Regions from separate parts of the Homo sapiens genome. Here regions 2 and 3 are each linked to region 1. A link is a contact called in ENCODE Hi-C or POLR2A ChIA-PET data. All regions are on one chromosome and are shown on one strand. Each heading gives the region's core, a stretch centred on a gene start or an enhancer-like site at or near the end of the contact. The rest is flanking DNA. Distances are from core to core; before and after follow the strand shown.

The links. A loop is a pair of places that touch in the nucleus more often than their neighbours do. ChIA-PET counts read pairs that join two places held with the same protein, here RNA polymerase II (POLR2A). Pooled maps may share reads with other maps.
Region 2: a map of CD8-positive, alpha-beta T cell shows a loop between it and region 1 (16-fold over the local background). The contact joins the promoter of DHX34 here to the promoter of ZC3H4 in region 1. A Hi-C loop is called at or near these places in 2 of 168 maps with a recorded cell type or tissue (CD8-positive, alpha-beta T cell and naive thymus-derived CD4-positive, alpha-beta T cell), 2 of 37 single-sample maps with no recorded cell type and 13 of 50 pooled maps. POLR2A ChIA-PET finds 5 or more read pairs at or near these places in 13 of 52 experiments (A673, AG04450, CD4-positive, alpha-beta T cell and 9 more).
Region 3: a loop to region 1 is called in a pooled map, with 2.0 times the contacts of the local background. The contact joins the enhancer-like site here to the promoter of ZC3H4 in region 1. A Hi-C loop is called at or near these places in 1 of 50 pooled maps. POLR2A ChIA-PET finds 5 or more read pairs at or near these places in 8 of 52 experiments (A549, BJ, CD4-positive, alpha-beta memory T cell and 5 more).

What each region holds. Positions count from the first base shown.
Region 1 is chr19:47,111,815-47,115,542 of GRCh38, forward strand. It overlaps ZC3H4 (zinc finger CCCH-type containing 4), which reads right to left and starts at 1,962. Exons shown (of 15, transcript NM_015168.2): 1 at 1,906-1,962; 2 at 610-775. The coding sequence starts at 770. RefSeq lists enhancers at 139-867, 868-1,595, 1,475-1,634, 1,875-2,104 and silencers at 235-724, 975-1,064.
Region 2 is chr19:47,347,254-47,350,981 of GRCh38, forward strand. DHX34 (DExH-box helicase 34) reads left to right here and starts at 2,062. Exons shown (of 17, transcript NM_014681.6): 1 at 2,062-2,099. It overlaps C5AR2 (complement C5a receptor 2), which reads left to right. Exons shown (of 2, transcript NM_001271749.2): 2 at 1-76. RefSeq lists an enhancer at 1,902-2,806.
Region 3 is chr19:46,974,854-46,978,581 of GRCh38, forward strand. The region is part of intron 3 of ARHGAP35 (Rho GTPase activating protein 35); the gene reads left to right. Among named protein-coding and RNA genes, the nearest start is that of NPAS1, 43 kb to the right of the region's middle. RefSeq lists enhancers at 1,259-2,116, 2,117-2,972. Within about 2 kb of position 1,583, at least 31 of the 41 ENCODE cell types and tissues checked have a DNase peak (open chromatin) inside an H3K27ac peak, as active enhancers do.

The DNA of each region.
Region 1 (3,728 bases), core at 712-3,211:
ACCCCCACCTTCTGCCTCCTAAGCTAAAGTACCTATCATCCAAGTAGGACAGGGTGTGCCTCCCCCAGGAGAAAGGATACTGCCGGGGGCTGGGAGACCCCCAACCCCAAACCCCTAAGAGCGGGGCTGTTGTTCGAGATCCCCCCAAAAAGGGTCCGGAGCCCCTCCCCCATCCCCTTCCCCGAAGCCAGGCGACGGGCAAGCGGGCCCGTAGCTGCCAGCTCCGGGCGCAGGGGCAGCCAGGACCCCCGTGGGTCTCCGCAGCACCCCCCACGGCGCCCCCTCCCCAGGACAGGCGGACGGGCGCGGGGGGTCCGAGGGGCGCCTCCTCACCTTCCCCTCAGCATGGCGCCCAAAAAAGACAGAGCGAGAGCGAGGGAGAGCGGGCGAGCGCCGCGAGGGGGGGGAAACGCATGAGGCCGGGAGAGAAAGCAAGCGAGAAAGAGCGAGCGAGCAAGCGATCGAGAGACACCCACCGACCCCGCCCTTCCTCCTCCTCCTCCTCCTCCTCCTCCTCCGCGGCCCGGCCCAACATGGCGGCCGCCCCCCTTCCTCCTCCTCCTCTTCCTCCCCCCGGGGACGCAGCCCCGGCCCAACCGGGGGCCTGACCTGTCGTCAGGGAGCGGGAGGCGGTGGTGGAGGAGGTGCGGGGTGGCCGGGCGGGCGTCGGGGGAACACGGAGGAGGCGAAGGCGTTGATGGCGGCGGCGGCGATGGCGGCGGCGGCGACTCTGATGGCGGCGGCGGGGGGGTCCCGGGCGCGGCCTCCATAGTTCCTTTGGGGGGGAGGGGATGTTAATGCACGAAAAAGGACTGCTTGGGCGTGGCGGGAGGGGCACACTTAAGCTCGGAGGGCTCCTGATGGGAATGGGGTATATATTTTTTCGGTTTCGGAATCACCTCTGCGCTGACCTCCGCGTAGGCCGCACGGCCTAGGCCTCGGAGGGCCGCTCGCCGCCTGCTTTCTCCGCAGCCCACCCTTGCGGTCACTCGCTCACTGGCGCGGGGCCCTCATAGGGGCGAGAGCCCCCCCCCCACGCACCCCCGGGGGGCGGGACACCCGGGAGACACGGACACTGGTGGGTGGTTGGGTGTAATTAGCGCGGGCCGCGCGCGATGGAGCAAGCGAAGGGTAAGGGGAGAAGAGGAGAGCGAGCGAGGGGGGTGGGGGGTTAAAAAGAAAAAAAGGATTTGAGGGAGAGAGGGAACGGGCCGCGGAGACGGGCCGACTGTCTCCCTTCTCTGCCCGCCCTGGGTGCCCCGGCTGCCCGGCCCCCGCCGCAATCAGGAATTGACACAAAATGGCGGCTCGGCCCGAACCAGCCTAGAGGCTGAGGCGGGAGGAAGGGTGAGATGGGAGGGGGAACTGAGAGGCGGAGGCGGAGGCCGTGTCACGTGCAGGAGAGGGGTAGAGACCGCTTGCCCGAAGGCCGGCGGAAAGAGCCGAAGGCAAAGGGCGAGGCCGAGGGGAGGCGGAAATAGCCGAAAGGAGCTGAGCAGGAGCGAGGAGGCGACGGGGGAGAGCCAGAAAGAGCTGAAGGTGGTGATATGGGTGGGGCTAGAGAGAGCATGAGAAACCTAGGGGAGCCATAAATAGCCTAAGCCGATCGGGACCGGGGAAGGAGGAGAAACTGAGACGGTCCGGAAAGAGCCGAAAGCGGTGTCCGGGTGGGTGGCAGGAGGTGGAAACAGCCGAAAGAAAAGCAGCCAGGGTAATGCGATTAAGAGAATGAGCTGAACGGGCGGGGCTGAAGGGGAGAATAAACGACTTTCAGGAATTCGCCGGAGAGCAAGAGGGAAAAACCGAAAATTGCTAGTTTGAAGGAAGGCGGGAAGAGCCAATAGTTTTAGGTGGGAGAATGGGAGGGAAGGAATTCAGGCTACGGAGAGGGAAAAAAAAAATAACCGAAAGCTGGAGGCCAGGTGCCGAGAGTCGGAGGTTTCCGGAGAAGCGATGAAGCCCAGCCAGCCCGGAGGTGACGTCACTCGACAACCCAGTCGATGATGTCATCATTGGATGCGAGAGGGGCGGGGCTTGGTAGTCCCTCAGGGGAGTTTAAGGACCTGGGGTGTAGGACCCATGGAAGGCTCTCAAATAGCAGAGCTAGAAACACTGGCCGGTGTCGTAGACTGTACAAACAAAATCTTTTGACCCTCATAACCGTCCTAACATAAGCTGCTGCTATTCCCATTTGCAGACTGAAGTTCGGTGTTTTAAGTAATCGGTTCACGGTCATAGGATTAGTTCTAAAAAGCACAGCAAGATTTTTTTTTTAAGAGACAGAGTCTTGCTCTGTCGCCCAGACTGCAGTGCTGTGACACGATCATACCTCACTGTAACCTCGAATCCAGGGATCTTCCTTAAATACTTGTTAGCTCTTTCTACAGTGCCAGTCCCTGTGATGGAGCATGGGAACAGTTTCTGTCTTCATGGAACTTAACCGATAATGCCCCAAGGGAGAGAAACAGAGTTAAAGAATAAAGGGGGTGGGTGGAGTGTTAGAGGAGGGTCTTGTAATTGTTCTTTTAGGCTGGTACATGAAAAAGAAGAGATGGTTCCAGGCAGAAGAAATACCTTATTTCAGGCGGGGCGATGTTGCTCACGCCTGTAATCCTAGCACTTTGGGATGCCGGGGCGGGCGGATCGCTTGAGCTCGGGTTGGAGACCAGCCTGACGAACATGGTAAAACCCCTTCTCTACTAAAAATACAAAAATTAGCAGGACATGATGGCTCACACCTGTAGTCCCAGCTGCTCGGGATGTTGAAGAGGGAGAATCGCCCGATCCCGGGAGGTCGCGAGGCTGCAGTGAGCCGAGATTATGCCACTGCACTCCAGCCTGGGCAACAGAGTGAGACTCTTGTCTCAAAAAAAAAAGAAAAGAAATACCTTATTTCAGGCCCTGACAAAGCAAAGACCACTTAGATTCCAGGAAGAGAGAAAAACCGTGTCAACAGTGATAAATCTGGAGACAGAGGCACCATGTGACTTCCTGGTATATTGATCCTACTTTTTTTTTTTTTTTTTTGAGGCAGAGTCTCGCTCTGTCGCCCAGGCTGGAGTGCAGTGGCGCGGATCTCGGCTCACTGCAAGCTCCGCCTCCCGGGTTCACGCCATTCTCCTGCCTCAGCCTCCCAAGTAGCTGGGACTACAGGCGCCCGCCACCACGCCCAGCTGATTTTTTGTATTTTTAGTAGAGACGGCGTTTCACCGCGTTAGCCAGGATGGTCTTGATCTCCTGACCTCGTGATCCGCCCGCCTCGGCCTCTCAAAGTGCTGGGATTACGGGCGTCAGCCACCGCGCCCAGCGGATCCTACTGTTTTTTAAATGTTCCAGCTGGCAGCGGGGCGTGGTGGCACACACCCATAATCCCAACACTTTGGGAGGCCGAGGCTGGCGGATCACTTGAGGTCAGGAGTTTGAGATCAGCCTGGCCAACGTGACGAAACCCCGTCTCTACTAAAAAGACAAAAAATTAGCCAGGCATGGTGTGGCGCGCCTGTAATCCCAGCTACTTGGGAGACTGAGGCAGAAGAATCGCTTGAACCTAGGGGGTGGAGGTTGCAGTGAGCCAAGATGGCACCACTGCACTCCAGCCTGGATGACAGAGCAAGACTCCGTCTCAAAAAAAAAAAAAAAAAAAAAAAAAAATTAGCCAAGCGTGGTGGCCGGCACCTGTAATCACCAGTTACTCGGGAAGCTGAGGGGAGAATCGCTTGAATCCGGGA
Region 2 (3,728 bases), core at 812-3,311, 240 kb after region 1:
TCTTGTTGATTTCCATTTGTTGTTCATTTCCTCCAATTTTCCTTTTTTAAAAATTATAATTATTGTTTGGATTATTTATTTATTTATTTATTTGTTTGTTTGTTTATTTGAGACAGAGTTTCTCCTTGTCGCCCAGGCTAGAGTGCAATGATGCGATGTTGGCTCACTGCAACCTCCACCTCCTGGGTTCAAGCGATTCTCTTGCCTCAGCCTCCCGAGAAGCTGGGATTACAGGTGTCCGTCATCATGCCTGGCTAATTTTTTATATTTTTAGTAGAGACGGGATTTCATCATGTTGGCTTAGCTGGTCTCGAACTCCTGACCTCAGGTAATCCACCTGCCTCGGCCTCCCAAAGTGCTGGGATTACAGGCGTGAGCCACCGCACCTGGCCTTGTTTGGAAATTTTAAGCAGAATGCTTAGTCCATTTATTCTTCTTCTTTTGATAATAATGTATGAATTGGCTTCTCTATCTCTAAGTTGTTTTCCAGAGGCTTGATAATTATATCCAACGTTCCACTTGACATCCCCAGTTGATGTCCAATGCATAACTCAAACAATATGCTGAAAACAGATCTTCGGATTTTCTCTCTAGCCTCTCTCCCACGTCTTCCTGATGGTAGTAGATGGTGACTCCATATTTCCAAATGCTCAGGCCAAAAACTTTAGAGTCCTTCTTTTTTTTAGACATAGAACTTTTTTCTGGCCAGGCACGGTGGCTCATGCCTGTAATCCCAGCACTTTGGGAGGCCGAGGTGGGCGGATCACGAGGTCAGGAGATCGAGACCATCCTGGCTAACACAGTGAAACCCCGTCTCTACTAAAAATACAAAAAATTAGCCGGGCGTGGTGGCGGGCGCCTGTAGTCCCAGCTATGCGGGAGGCTCAGGCAGGAGAATGGCGGGAACCTGGGAGGCGGAGCCTGCAGTGGGCCGAGATCGCGCCACCGCACTCCAACCTGGGCGACAGCGAGACTCCGTCTCAGAAAAAAAAAACAACAACACTTTTTTCTTTTTTTGAGACAGTCTGGCTCTGTCACCCAGGCTGGAGTGCGGTGGTACCATCATGGCTCACTGCAGCCTCAGTCTCTCAGCCTCCTAGGTTCAATCGATCCTCCCACCTCAGCCTCTTGAGTAGCTGGGACTACAGGCACACACTACCATATCCGACTAACTTTTGTATTTTTTTGTAGAAACAGGGGTTGGCCATATTGCCCAGGCTGGTGTGGAACGCCTGACCTCAGGTGATCCACCTACCCCGGCCTCTCAAACTGTTGGGATTACAGGCGTGAGCCGCCGTGCCCAGCTGTTTCTTCTTTCAGTTAATAAAAGAGAGGGTGCATTGCTGGCTAATGAGATTGTTTCTATACTTGGGGGTCTTCCTGAATGTGTGTGATTGAGTTTATTGCAGAGAAAGGTAACAGAAAATGGGGTTGTAGAAAGAAAAGAGGTAGAGGCTGAGTGAGATGCCCCACATCTGTAATCTCAGTGCTTTGGGAGGCCAAGGCGGGCGGATCACTTGAGATCAGGAGCTGGAGACCAGCCTGGCCCAAATCGTGAAACCTCGTCTCTACTAAAAATACAAAAATCAGCCAGGTGTAGTGGTGTGCGCCTGTAATCCCAGCTACTCGAGAGGCTGAGGCAGGAGAATGGTTTGAACTTGGGAGGCGGAGATTGCAATGAGGTGAGATAACGCCACTGCACTCTAGCCTGGGAGACAGTGAGACTATGTCTCAAAAGAAAAAAAAAAGTTCCTGGGCCCCAGACCAGCTCTCTCTTTGGGTTAAAACCCCGGCGTCCCGGAGCTGAGGCGCACGTGGCTATGCTTGGGGAGGAGAGGGCGGGGCCGGGGAGGAGGCGCTTGCAAGTCTGTACCGCAATGCCTCTACTGGCCTCTAGAGGGCGCAATCACTCGAGGCTCCGCCCCAAGCGAGGCGGGGCGGAAGCGTGCTGTGCACAGGCGCAAGATGGGTCTTGGGCAGCCCAGAGCTTCCGATTGGCTCTTCTGTGGTGGCGGGGCGGGGTCAGAACGAGATGGCTGTGTGCGCAGGCGCAAGACTAGCGCTCTTGGGACCGGAAGTTAAGGCGTTCGCGGCGTGTGGTAAGTGAGGGGGGCGGGACGGGTGTACCGGGTTGTGGCGGCGATGGCTGTCGGAGTTGGGCCGCTTGGGGGTAGTTTGGGGTGCGAGTCCAGGGGCGAGGGAAGTCTCGAGATGAGGAGAAATGTAGGAGGCAGCCGAAGGGCCGGCAAACGCGGACAGAGATGGCACCTGAGCGTCCCTGGGAGAACCTGGGCGACAGGCCAGAGACCGAAAGAAATGGAGGCACGAAAAGAAGCTTCGAGAAACTGAGGGACTGAAAGACGAGGGTGTTGGGAGAGGAGGGAAGCTGAAAACTAGAGAGCGTGGGCGAGAGTGCCGATGGGTTCCAGCGAGAGTCTTAGAGCCCACGAGGCCGAGAGGCGTGGTCGCCCATGAACTTGGGGAGTGGAGGGAAAAGTCGGAAACTGATCGTGGACACTAGAAACAGAAAAAATGGAATTTAGATGGAGAAACGAGACACTGAATCACGGGGGAGACCGAGAGATACGGAAGGATGGAGACAGTTGAAATAGGAAGAACCCCACAAAAGCTGGAGATAATGGAGAACGATGCTGAGAAATGGAAAAGCGAGGGAGTGGAGCCCGAACCCCTGGATTTGAGTGGCTCATGTAACACTCGGCTACTCACTTAGCCTCTCTATTGCTCAGTAAAATAGGGGGTGATCATAGTGCCTGACAGTCGTGAGAAAAGTGTGTGTGTGTATGTACATAGGTGTGGGATAGGAATAGATCATGCAGATAGGATAGGTCTGTGTGTTAATGTGAGTAAGTAAGCATGAGCTATTACTAAAGCTTCTGATATTGGGAGATAAAGTATTAGATGGGGAAATGGAGAGAGGTGGTGATGGAGAGTGAATACTGGAAGGACAAAAGGGAGGAAAAAAAGATTCAAACAGAAAATGAGAAAGGGCGTGGTGACTCACTCCTGTCATCCACAGCACTTTGGGAGGCTGCGGTGGGAGGATCACTTGAGCTTGGGAGGTCGAGGCTGCTGTACGCCGTGATTGTGCCACTGCACTTCAGGCTGGGTGACAGAGTGAGACCCTGTTTCAAAAAAACAAAAATGAATTTTTTTTTTTTTTTTTTGAGATGGAGTTTCGCTCTTGTTGCCCAGGCTGGAGTGCAGTGGTGCGATCTTGGCTCACTGCAACCTCTGCCTCCTGGGTTCAAGCGAGTCTCCTGCCTCAGCCTCCAGAGTAGCTGGGATTACAGGCAGGTGCCACCACCCTGGCTAATTTTGTATTTTTAGTAGAGACGGGATTTTTCCATGTTCGTCAGGCTGGTCTCGCACTCCCGACCTCAGGTGATCTGCCTGCCTCAGCCTCCCAAAGTGCTGGGATTATAGGCGTGAGCCACCATGCCCGGCCTGAAAAAGCATTTTTTTTTTAATGAGAAAGATGGAGAAAGTCAAATGGAGAACTGAAGAGAGATGGAGAAAGGAAGAGTTGGATTACAGAGAAAAATCAGACTACAGAATGACTCATAAGTGAAGAGAGATGCGAGCTGACTAGGACAGGGAAGAGAGATGAGGGTGATGATGAACAAGACGGACTGAAAAAGAGACAGAGGCCTGAAGATGGAGTGGAGAGAGATGGAGGGGACAGAGGGGGAAACAAACCCACTGAAGGC
Region 3 (3,728 bases), core at 333-2,832, 140 kb before region 1:
AAACTCAGGTTTGGTTGGAAGGGGCTTGTTTGTTCTGAGACGGAGTCTCTCACTGTTGCCTGGGCTGAGTGCAATGGCACGATCTCGGCTCACTGCAACCTCCGCCTCCCGGGTTCACACAGTTCTCCTGCCTCAGCCTCCTGAGTAGCTAGGATTACAGGCGCATGCCACCACACCCGGGTAATTTTTTGTATTTTTAGTAGAGACAGGGTTTCACTATGTTGGCCAGACTGGTCTCGAACTCCTGACCTCGTGATCGGCCTGCCTCGGCCTCCCAAAGTGCTGAGATTACAGGCATGAGCCACCATGCCTGGCCAGAAGGGGCTTGTTAATGAGTAACAAAAGATACTTCTATCACTCAGGAAATTCCAAGACTTTGGGGAACTCTGTGCTAGGAGCCGGGGACAAAAACCAAATATATATTTCTTCTACTACACTGCCCCATCCCCTCCTGCAGGGGTCCTAAATTTAAGACCTTGCTAGTGGGCTTCCTGCACCCTTCTGAGGGTGCGCAGGAGAGGAGGCTGCCAGCCTCTACATCTGGAAGGAGCACCAGGGAGGGCCCAGCCTGGGGCTGGGAGCTCAGGGGCCAGTGTGCCGCGGCAGCACAGTGAGAATCCTGGGCCTGTGTGGGGCTTGTTCTTCACTTTACACCCCATACATGGTTTATTAGTTAATCTCCCGTGAGCCAGAGGACAGTATTAATCTCAAAGTAATGCTAATCCCTTTTTACAAGAGGAAACAGAAATCCCCAAGTCCTCTGGCAGAGGCCGTTCACAGCCCATCAGAATGGAAAAGGCCTACGTTCCAGCCCTTTTCCTGTCTTCTCTGCTTTAGGCTGATGAAGCTGTGAGTTTTATAGCATTGGACTGAGCAGATTCAGAATTTTACCAAATACCTTCCCACTTGGAAAACAGCCACCCTGCAAAAAACCTCCGTGTTTCCCTCCACATTCATCATAGCCACCAGTTCCTAGAGCTATCATGAAGGAGAGTTGGCGGGACGAGAGCTGTTAAATTCAGTTAGTTACTATTTCCCTGCAGTCAGCCTAGATCTATGTAATTCTGTCTTTCAGAGAAGGCAGCTAATTTCAGTATAGATACTCCCATCTATCACTGTAACAGTTTAATAGGTACGGTTATAGCTTGAATACACCAACAGGCTTTATGTGAGTAATTGCCGTATTTGCACTGCTTTGAATTGATAAAGTGCTAAAATATGAGGTATACTGTTTCATATGCTGTGATTTTTATGGGGGCTGTCTGTTACTTAATCTCTCTCCCTCCCCCTGTAATTCTAGTTTTACTAACAAATTGCTTTCCCACAGTCCAAATAGTTTTAAAACAAAGCTTTCTCCTTTTTTTTTTTTTTTTTTTTGCTACCATTCCTCACCACCCTCCCGTTTTTCTGCTTGCTTATAAGTTAAGCACAAGTCACTTGCATTCCAGAAATTCCCCATTGCCATAAAGGCAGGCAGTCAGCTCGCCAGCTCTTGCCTGTTCCAGATAAGCAGGGTTCATTTAGCTTGTGACTCGGCATTGCTAGCGGATTTCCTCAGGCCCCAGTGCCCTGATCAGAACAGTGTGCCCTGGCACACCGCCTGGAGAGCCCAGCAGCCAAGGAGAAGTAGAGCTTGTTTCACAAAGTAACCCTGGCCTTCCATCCAAGACAGAAATAGTCTGGGTGGCGGCCCAAGGCCCCGAGACGGTTCCAGCCGGCTGCTTTGCCTGGCTGTCCCGGCTGCACTCGCCTTCTCCATGGTGGGGAGCTCGGGCAGACAGGTTGCTCTGGCCTGAGCGTGCCAACCAGGCCCATGGCCTGTCCTGCCATATTTGCCAAGGCAGTACAAACAGGACGGTACAGCAGGCTGTCCTGTGAGAGTGGTCCCAAGGAGCAGTACCCACTCTCGGCTGCAGGACCTTCTCGGGCCCTTGGTGGAGCTGGCCTGACTGTGCCATTGAATTATCACCTGGGGGCTCCGGTGGCCCTTGCTCTTGCTCTGTGTCTGTCTGTTCATCTCACTCACACGCACACCTTCTGTGCTGCCTTGCTCATGAGGTTTCACACCCAGCAAATCCCCATGCCTCTATAACCCCTGTCAGTTTCCTTGACCTCTGCTTTTTTCCTGTTCATTTCACCAAAGCCAGTGAAGCACAGATGAACTAACCTCTTCTCCTCCGTGTTACACTCACTGTAAAAACATCTAAGACCCGCATAAGGTCAGTCTGGGAAGGCTGAGCCCTGATAAAAGGCGACAGAGCAGCCCATTAGCAAGAATGTGGCCAGCTTCTGCAGGGGGCGTGGCCCTGTGGGGACTCCCAGCCACAGCCAAACCATGGCTCTGCCCTGTAAAAGTTAACAGCCAGGTCTGGAGACCAGACTTAACAGCAGCACATGACTGGCTGTGGCGAAATAATGAACCCACTACGTTCCTAGTGAAGTTACCGGGAAGAAGGGGAGGGAGAAGGCTTCTTGGTGAATGTAGAACCTCAATACATCTGGAAAGGAAAGTAGGAGTTGGATGCTCCAGCCGCTTAGGGAGCAGCTCCTCCATGCTGGCCCCAGTAAGGCACAGGCCCCTTGAGAACAAACACTTGAGTCGCCTTCCTCCCTCTCTTCAGCTGGAGAAACGCTGCACTTTTCTTCCTCCTTCCCTCCTTTCTGAAGACAGCTACTGAATGCCTTCCCTGGTACTAGTTACTGTGCAAGCCCAATACACAGACGGGTGATGAGAGGACTCTGCCTGCTCCTGTGAACTCAGGGGTCTACCAGGGGACCAGCATTAAGCAGCTAATCACACAGCTATCCAGCGACTTTCACATGGTGCCCAGGGCTGTCCAGGAAGAGCATGGAGACAGTGCCTTGTGGTGATTGATTAAACACAGACTCTGGAATCGGACTGCCCGGGTGTGAATCCCAGCCCTGCCATCTGTTTGCCACGTGGCTCAGTTTGTTCAGTTATAAAATGGGAAGAAGAATGGTAGAATACAACTCACAGAGCTGGTGTGAGGACTGGGTGAGACAGTGCATGTAAAAGGCTTATGGCTGGCCTTGGCCCAGAGTGCCGGCACTGCGTAAATGTAAGCAATTGTTGGGATCCTATAACAGGAACTTAATTTAGTCTAGGAGTCAGGGGAGACCTCGGAGGGAGCATTGTTTAGTCACAGAACAGAGGTAAAAGTGGAAGGAACAACTGTAGGGAGGCCCTGCAAGTTCATCAGGACTGCAGTGAAGTATAAGGGGAGGGTGGCAGGCTTGAGCCTGGTGACAGGAGCCCCCGAGGCCACATGTTGAGAAGTTTGTGTTGTACCCTAGATTTTTATCCTAGATTGCAGGGACTGGGATCAGCCTTCCTGCCTGAGGCTTACAGGCTTCTGACTCTGAAAAGTATTCTTTCTTAGGGAAGAGAGGCCAGGAAAGGAAGGGACACTGGGCTGTGATTGGTGACATGTTTGCCTCCTTTCATGGGTCATTGGGAATCAGGAACCTGAAGGAAGTTAACCTCTGCCCTCCTTAATGCTTGGGAGGAATCTGCTTGTAACCCCAAGGGGCTTTTCTACTTGGGCCTGCCGTGGAAAGGAAGCGGGTGTTTTGTGTGTGTGTGTAGTGGGGTCTGTGTGTGGGGGGTAGGATATGTGTGTGTGTGGTGGTGGCGTGTGTGATGGGATGTGTGTGTGTGGTGGGATGTGTGTGTGTGGTGAGGTGTGTGTGTGGTGGGATGTGTGTGT